Linked DNA regions of Mus musculus: region 2 is linked to region 1. A link is a loop called in an ENCODE intact Hi-C map of the cell type or tissue named here. Cell type or tissue: heart. All regions are shown on one strand. Each heading gives the region's core, and the rest is flanking DNA. Links, peaks and the distances in the headings are about the cores only.

Region 1 (4,391 bases), core at 136-4,135:
TTAAGTTATTCTGTCTTTGTGGAAACACCACAGTGTGCACCTGTATTGCTCTCTCTCTCTCTCTCTCTCTCTCTCTCTCTCTCTTTCTCTCCCTCTCTCTCTCTCCCTCTCTCCCCGCCCTCTCTCTCTCTCTCTGTGTGTGTGTGTGTGTGTAGCCTTGAATTGTGAGCCTTTTTGTTAAGTTTCTGTTGTCGGTATTTTCTTACACCAACAGGAAAGGAAAGTAAAACAACATCGGATTCTCTGCAACCTGTGAAAGATTACCTTCTGGGTGCCCAGAAGTGCAAAGGGCCGCTAAGAATGCAGGTGGAATTAAGGTTACTAATTAACAGACTTCAAAATAGGTGTTTATCTGGGATGGTTTTGGCAGGCCCAATGTCACCATAAGAGTCCTTGAATGAGGGAGAGCTGAGTCTGAGGGAAGAGATGTGTGGATTTCACCTCTGTGCAGCTTAGAAGGGCAGGGAGGTGGCCCATTCTCAAAGCCCAGAAAATGCAAAAAACTCCCGGTCCCCAGAGCTGAGAGAGATGTGGTCTCCATGGCGTTGTGATTTTGGTTCACGGAGACCCACTTTGGATTTCGGTGCTATGGAACTACAGGGTCATCGATGCACGCTTCCTTATGGCACTAAATTTGTGATAACTTCATAGAAAATGAATAGGACAGACATGCTGTATTAATTTAGAACAGGGCTAGCTTAGACCGAGGTGACTGAGATGGCTTTCAACAGCATTTGTGTGACTTTTCCCATAGCACCTGGCATGGGAGAAGCCATATTGGCTCTTTTGTGGGAAATAGAGTTTCCCGTTTCACATTCCTGAACACAGTGAGTTAAAGCTGGGACCTTGTTCCCTTCTGGTCCCAAGACCCCTTTTACAATGATTCTACCCCGCGAGAGTTGCACCTGGTGTTTCAGAGGCTAATTTATCTGATTCCTTCCAAAAACAAGGCCATGGAGAGTGAAGTGCCCAAATGGATTAAAATGCTGTCCATTAAGACTCCTCCCAAGAGGGAGGCCGACAGTGGTCAGACCTCTCATCCCCCTACCCTCCGAATATACGACCTGACTCTCTTCAGTCCCACTCAATGGACTCTCTTTATGGAGCCTCAGAAGGGCCATAAACCTTCATCATGGAGCACAGAGAGCTGAGTTCATCCTGGCCACAAGGGAGGCCATGAGTCAGGGCCTCCCCATTCTTGCTGGTCCATGGCATTTCAGATACCGGTAGTTTCAATTCCACATTGGGAATCCATGCTTATCACTGGCCACTAATCTCCAAAGTAAAGGCTTTTTTTTTGAATCAGGAATCATATTATTTTGGGGGTTTTAAATAAATGCTGTCATCAGTATCATCAATAGTTATTCCATGTGATGTGAATGGTCCAACAGAATGTTAGAAACAGCATCTCATAAGTCACTACGAAATGGTTCTGGGAATATAGCATGGTTACTCTAATGGTGACCAGGGGGTTATCACTTTAAGCTAGTTAGTTAGTTTTCTAATCAATTTGACACAAGCTGGAATCATCTGGGAAGAGGACACCTCAATTGAGAAAATACCACTGGCCTGTGTGTGTGTGTGTGTGTGGTGGTGGGGGAGTCATTTTCTTGATTAATGATTGATGTGGGAGGACCCAGCCTACTATAGGCAGTGCCATCCCCTAGGTAGGTGGTCCTGGGTAGTATAAGAAAGCAGACTGAGCAAGTCACAGGAGCAAACTAGTAAGAAGTGTTTCTCCATGATCTCTGTATCAGTTTCTACCCCAATGTCCCCCAACAATAGGCTGTGACAAGGAAGTACAAGCCGATTAAACCCTTTCCTCCTCAAATTGTTTTTTGTCAGAATGTATTTTATCACAGAAACAGAAAGCAAACTAGGACACTCAAGAGTTTAGGGTACATGGTGTACAACCACACGGGCTATTCAGATGTTAAAGTAACCCCTGCCAGCTATAGGGAGTAAGGGAATAACACAGGGGGACAGATGCGAATCCAGTGGTGCTTAGTCTAGGGTCAGGTTTGGGACCACAGAAATGGGCTGAAAGTCTCTCTAGCACTGTGACTCTTGGGAATTCTATAGCCTTTTTTGTTTGTTGTTAAACCTCTCTGTTGAAAAAAAAAAAACAATAAAGTGGCATAGGCAGCAATACATTGTTGTCCTATAGGTTGATATGATGACCAATGACTGATTTTAGGAAAACACCAAGTTCTAGGTAGAAAGCAAATGCTTGAAGATATTAGTCATTTTAAAACAGAACTCCAAAGTTACAAAAAAAAAATCAACACACTCACCAGGCCACACATGTCCAACACACCAGGATGAGCGCCTCCCTCCTAAACCCCTGCTCCCCGGAGCTTGTTGGGTGCCTGGAGCCCCTGGAATGCTCTCAGAGCAGGGACACTGCTTCCAGGTTTGTTATCAAACCTCCACTGCTGTTTGCCAACTTCTGCCTTTCCCCATGTGGTTCCAATATCAAAATATTCCGTCCATCTGTCCCAGAGGGTTTGGCCTTTCTCTTCATTTGTGCTTCTTGAAATAATACGCTCCCCAGGCACAGACTGTTCCTTCATCAGTTAAAAAAAAAAGGTCAAGCATTTATTAGTCTGTGTATAAACACAACAACAAAGGAGCCCTTGTGCAAATGGAATGCTGGGCTTGGACAGAGCTCAGAGTGGTTCCTTGCAAATCTGGCAGATTCCTTCAGGTTTTGGAGCCCTTAAAGGACTTAAAGCTGCTGCTTCTGGAGTCCTCCAGCCTCCCTCGTAACCTCTATGGCCCCTCTGAGGTGCAAGCGAACTCATTCATCACGCTTAGAAGTGTAATGTCTTTCTCAGGGCAGACACATTAACAAGTTGTTGAGAGGAACCAACTCTAATCCTATAGATGGGAGGAACGTTGAAGGCTCCTGTTGCTACACTGTTGCTACACAGATAATGAGCATGAGAAAGGAACGGTGGGCTTTGCTGCTAGCCAGAAGCCATTTCATCCAGATTTGATCTCCAAGCTGGAAAGCTGACTCCAGAAATCTCCAATGACGACAGTCTAATGAGGCTCTCTTGTGTCAGGCAACTGCTTGCTACACAGGTTCCACTCAACCTTCTTCCACCTTGATGGTCCCGGACATTGTATACCACTGCTCTTCGGAAAGAAAGGAGCCTCTGACTCAGTGGTCCACAAGGTCTACGTTTAAATCTAGTGTCAGATCTCTGTACGGTGTTAGAGTTGATTCTGGTACTCTTCCTTAGTGACAGTCTCCATGTTTCTTGTGTATTTGTTTAGCCAAAAACTGAAGAAGAGCAGGATTTCACAGTATTCCATCTCCTTGACACTGAACCACAGTCTATCTTAGAGAACTGGCGACCATGCTCCCATGTTCCATTAAGGCGAGTAAAGTCACTTACCTCTAACCTCAGACCTCAGAGTTTTTTATTTTTAATTTTTGGTTTTTCAAGACAGGGTTTCTCTGTATAGCCCTGGCTGTTGTCCTGGAATTCACGTTGTAGACAAGGCTGGCCTTGAACTCAGAAATCTGCCTGCCTCTGTCTCCCAAGTGTTGGGATTAAAGGAGTGCGCCACCACTGCCAGGCTGTTTTTTGTTTGTTTGTTTGTTTGTTTTTTCAGACCTCGGATCTTAAGCATTTCACGAGTTTGAATGTATGTAAAACCAGTTGAGACCAGATTTATTAATCTTCATACTCTTTCTGAATCAAATGGTTTCAGTGTATATGAAAATAGGGCTTAGCTTGCTGGTATTCTTTTTACTTATTTTGAGACAAGGTCCTGTTATGTACATAGCCCAGGCTGGTGTTGAACTCACTGGGATTATGTGTTTTCCCAAGCAAGCAAGGCTGAGTTGCTGGTTTTCTTGTTCTTATTCTTGCTCTTCCTTCTCAACCTGTCTTGTCTTCTTGCCCAGAACTGCTCATGGAAAAGGATTCACCGCACATTGGCTCTCTGAATACCTACTTTATTGCTGTGAATTCCTTTGGAGTTTGGCAGGAAGTCACGTGGCAGTAGATTTTAAACTCGATGTCAACCCGCATTAGTTTGCAAATACATAGGTGAATATCAGGCCCTGAAACTTAGCAGCCTGCCCTTTCCTCAGGAAGTAGACAATTCATGCTATTGAAGTTGAAAGAAGCAAACATCTGCTTTGAGGGATGGCCTCTCCAACTCACTTTCCTAATTTCTTCTACTACTATATGTCCCATTCACCCCCCCCACACACACACAGAGTGAGTGAGAGAGAGAGAGAGAGAGAGAGAGAGGAGGGAAACAGACAAAGACAGAGACAGAGAGAGCAAGAAAACATAACATTCATTATTCTTTATATTTCAATAATTTCTGACTTCCAATTAGGTGAATGAATGAATGAATGAATGAATGAA
Region 2 (4,391 bases), core at 94-4,093, 79 kb before region 1:
CTGAGACAGGAGGCTCTTGGGTTTGAGGGCAGACTATGTTACACAGAGAGGGAGAGACACTGACTACTAATAGACAGACTGTTAGGATGGCCTTCGCTGACATTTGAGGCCCAGTATTTTCAGTTGTTAATTGCTAAGTTCTGGCAGGTTTTTGGCATTGTTATTTCTATGGCCCATTACCAGTTTTCCATAGGTAAATGCTTGTCTTTCCACACCTGCCAAAAAGATGAGTCTCTTGGATTGTCATATTAAAAAGCAAGCTGCTTTTCTTTTGAAAAGTAAAAGTTATTTTGTAAAGCCTCAAATGCAATAGCAATTGATTTAATGAACAACCCTATAGCTGTCAAATACCAGAGGAATATAGCTGGTGAGATGGCTTGGTATTTATGGCCAATGGCGATGACCTAACTTTGAGCCCCAGAGCTCATGCACAGGATGGAATGTGAGGACCAGTCCAAGATGTCCTCTGACCTCTACAGATACACGCATACACACACAAATAAATAAAACAAACGTTTTATTTTCAAAAAGCAAGCAAAAAACTCCAATAAAACCCTGAAGATACATCAAGTCAGATCCCTGAACAATCAGTTTTGGCTGCGTGGTCACCAAAAACAAACAAACAAACAAACAAACAAAAAACAAGCAAAACAAAATCAAACGAACAAACAAAAAACCCCCGCCTCTCCAATCTTTTCTTTTCTCACTTAGAAAAGTGGAGATAAAATGGAACTTGCCCCCATTTTTTGACAAAACATGGGAGAAATTAGAATAGTTTTGATACAGTAACTTTTACTATACAAATAAATAGCTATTTCTACACAATTAAATAGTGTGGAAGTCGACTTGCAATATTTGAGATATTAATTACCGTCTTCCCCTTTCCCTCTTTTCCTCCCTCCTCCCCACCCCACCCCCTTTCTTCTGCTCCTGCTTTAGAAGCGTTCTGGCTCTGCAGTCCTCAGAGCCTGCCTTGGATATCAGTTCCCCAGGGAAAAAGTGAGCTCCAACTGTCCCTAAGCAAGGTTTCAGCGGGTAACATGGGTCACTTCCTGTCTCGTTCTACTTCTTGCTCTGATTTCCGTCTTCTCCTCTTTAACCAGATCCTCCTTAGACAATAACAGAATCTAGTTGGGAAGGAAGGGGCAAGTGGTCCCGCAAAGCCCTGACAGCTTTTTCCTAGCAGGATGCTGAAAGATCCTAGTAACAGCTCCTTGAAGCTAAAGAGAGATATGAACCTCACCCAGTAAAACAGTTAACCGGTGTGTGTGTGTGTGTGTGTGTGTGTGTGTGTGTGTGTTGGGGTTGGGTTTGGGGGGGTGGTGACACAGTGCGATCTCACTCTGAAAGCTTCTTGCTCTCCTCTCAATAAGGTTGCGTACTCCAGAGGTCAGAACCAAGAAGAAGCCACCTAGCCTCAGAGGCTCAGAGGACATGAAAAGACTGAGATCCAGAGGGAAATGGGAGAGAGGCTGTTTTTCTTAAGAACGAGATTTGACAAAAAGGTAGGAGGAAGAGGCATGGAGATGAGAAAGGAGCGAGCTCCGTATCCAGGGAGAAGCGTGGGAGTTAATGTTACGCTTAGAGGGTGGTAGTTAGCAGGGTTATGCTTTGAAAAAAAAGAGAGAGAAATAAAGAGCAGGGATCTGGGGAGGCAGCTGGGGCTCAGCAAAGTGCTCACAAGCCGGGGGACCTAAGTTCGATCCCCAGAGCCCATATAATGAAAAGCAGGATGTGGTGGCATCGCACTTGTTAGCCAAGCAACTGGGGAGGCAGACAGGCAGTCCCTGGGGGTTGCTGGACAGCCAGCCAGCCCTAGCCTAAGTGGTGAGTTCCAGACCAGGGAGAGGCCTTGTCTCAAAAAACAGGGTGGGTACTCCTGAGGACACTGGAGGTTGTCTTATGTTTTCCACATCCGTGAGCGTGCACTCTCGCATACACACACACACACACACGCACACACACACTCACAAAGGGAAAGGAAAAATATCAGAAAACAAATGAGACAACTAAAAACTTAAAATTCACAAAGCTGAGAGGTGGGGGGAAAGGAAGCTTTTCTTTCTCTGTGATTCCTCCCCCTTCTGAAACAGTGACAAGCCAGGGCCATCTTGCTGGCATTTCTTCTCTGCCCTGTTCCCACCTTTTCTGACACATATTTCCATTCAACTAGGCTACAAGTCACCCTTATAGGCCTTGCCAAATAGTATTTCGCAAGTTTGTGAAAGACTGGTTTCTCCTGGACTGGAGTCCCCAGGCTGCCCTGTAGGCTATAGAGCATTCCTCTGTCCCCACACAGCCATGGCAACAGTGGGCAAGTTACAACTCAACTCCCAGGTTGGAGTTAAGGACTCAGGTTACTTCCTCCTGTGGCCCAGTTGGCCCCGCTTTCTTCTGTGGCAGCAAACTAAACTGCTAACCTAGCCAGCTGTCAAAGCTGCCCAGTCAAAAGATGTCCCAACTCCCAATATAACTCCAGCTCCTTAGGAGGCACACCTCAAGCATGACAGACTCCCCAGCCTCTCAGGGGCGAGTCAAGGTCATCCTTGGCCACCAAAGGCTCTTAGTGGAGGCTACATTTCAGTAGTCTGCACAAACTTGCTGAGTTCAGAAAGCTTTCACATACAGATGACAGTTCGTCTCTTTCCCTCATTGCTCTCACTAGACTCCTGCTATGTTCTGTTTCTCCCGAGCCTTCTGTGTTCTCTCTCCTTTTGATTTGGAGCTGATATTTCCTTTCTCATGGTGGCTTTTATGTATTAAAACGATTATGGAATTTAAAAAACATGTACAAGTGTCATAAAAGTGTAAATTTCCCAATGAGTCTGAGTTGAGTTTTTTTCCTTTTCTATATCTCTGTTTATAATGCTTGGTTTTTTGAAGAAATCTTAGACAGTGTGTTGCTTTACTGGTACGTGGTTCAGTGTTATGTTGAAAGGATAAGGCCTCCTCTTAAAAGACATAATTACCATAACCTCTTACCTAAAAAATTAGTCTCCTGCTTTCCTCTGTGCTGGAGATGAAATTCAGGGCCTTACATATGCTGGGTATGTGCCTGCCACTGACCTAGAGCCCCAGTGCAGAATGAAATTGCTTTAAGACTGTTCTTTTACTTGTTTCATTTTATTATGCGTTTTTTGTGAATATTATGTATGTGTGAGTGCATGTGCCATGGTGTGTATGTGAGTATGTGTGCCATGTTGTGTGTGGGTGTGTGTCATGGTGTGTGTGTGGGTGCATGTGCCAGAGTGTGTGTTTGAATGTGTGTGTGTGTGTGTGTGTGTGTGTATGTGTGCCATATTGTGTATGTGGTACATGTGCTATGGTGTGTGTGTGATGCATATGCCATGGTGTGTGTGTGTGGGTGTGTGCAGTGGTGTGTGTGTGGAGGGGAGAGGACCACTTTATGGAATCAGCTCTTCTCTTCCACTTTCACACGGATCCCAGGGATCAAACTCAGGTTGTCACGCATGTATCACTGGGCAGCAACTGCTGATATCCACAGAATCATCTCACTGGCCCACTATTTAATTTCTCCATACCTTCAGACATGTGTCTATGCTGCTTCAGCTGTCTGTTTTTGCTTCTTTACAGTTTGCCTCTCTCTAAGTTAGAGTCATACACAGCAATTAATTGACAGTTCTGTCAGCCTCCCTGCCTTACCTTCTCATTGCTATAACACTGTGTCTCCTTGTGTGTGTATGCAAAGGCATGCGTGCATGAGTGCTGGTCCACATGGAAGCCAGGGGCCAGTGTCAGGTGTTTTACTATTTTCCTCACTTTACTGGAGACGGCTACATTTCTCACTAACCAGTAGATCAATGACCCCTCTAGATTTGTTGGCCAGTGAGCCTCAGGGACAGTCTGCCTCTGACTTCTCAGGTGGATTACACATGCTGCCACAACTCAGACAGACAGACAACTAAGCCACCCCCTAGCCTCTTTTGCTTTATCTCCCAATACTTTTAAATTTTAAGAACTTTTCCCACTGAATTTCACATGGACTAGATTTTGTTGATTCAACCCTTATAGTGGTTTAAAGTATTATTTTAGGTTTATTTTATTTTATGTGTATGAGTGCTTTACCTGAATGCATGTTTGTACATCATGTACATATCTACAGAGGTCAGAAGAGTGCCTTGGATCCTTTGGAATTGGAGTTATTAATGGTTGTGAGATACCATGTGGATGCTGAGAACTGAACCTGGGTCCTCTGCAAGAGCAACAAGCATTCTTAATGCCTGGGCCGCCTCTATAGTCTCATTTTTTAAAAAGAAAGCATTCTATAAGAGATAAAGTACTCAACCCTAAGCCACCTTTATCAACCATACCTTTATCAACCACTCTCCCCAACAAGGCTCAGGGTAGGGGTACAGAAAAAAAACCAGAGG

Evidence for each region. Hi-C counts contacts between places; a loop is a spot of excess contacts. Peaks named below come from ENCODE experiments on the same cell type or tissue, not always from the same donor. Only the 100,000 strongest peaks of a DNase experiment are listed, where the experiment ranks them.
Region 2: a loop joins it to region 1, with 2.2 times the contacts of the local background. A loop is called at or near these places in 1 of 42 quality-filtered maps.

Annotation. Positions count from the first base shown.
Region 1 is chr3:41,428,545-41,432,935 of GRCm38, reverse strand. No RefSeq gene overlaps it. Among named protein-coding and RNA genes, the nearest start is that of Gm25487, 11 kb to the left of the region's middle. In heart, for the core only: no CTCF peak of the experiment used is centred there; a DNase peak (open chromatin) is centred at 2,465.
Region 2 is chr3:41,507,557-41,511,947 of GRCm38, reverse strand. All of the region lies in intron 4 of 2400006E01Rik (RIKEN cDNA 2400006E01 gene), which reads left to right. Among named protein-coding and RNA genes, the nearest start is that of Platr4, 17 kb to the right of the region's middle. In heart, for the core only: no CTCF peak of the experiment used is centred there; a DNase peak (open chromatin) is centred at 2,377; H3K27ac peaks cover 688 bases.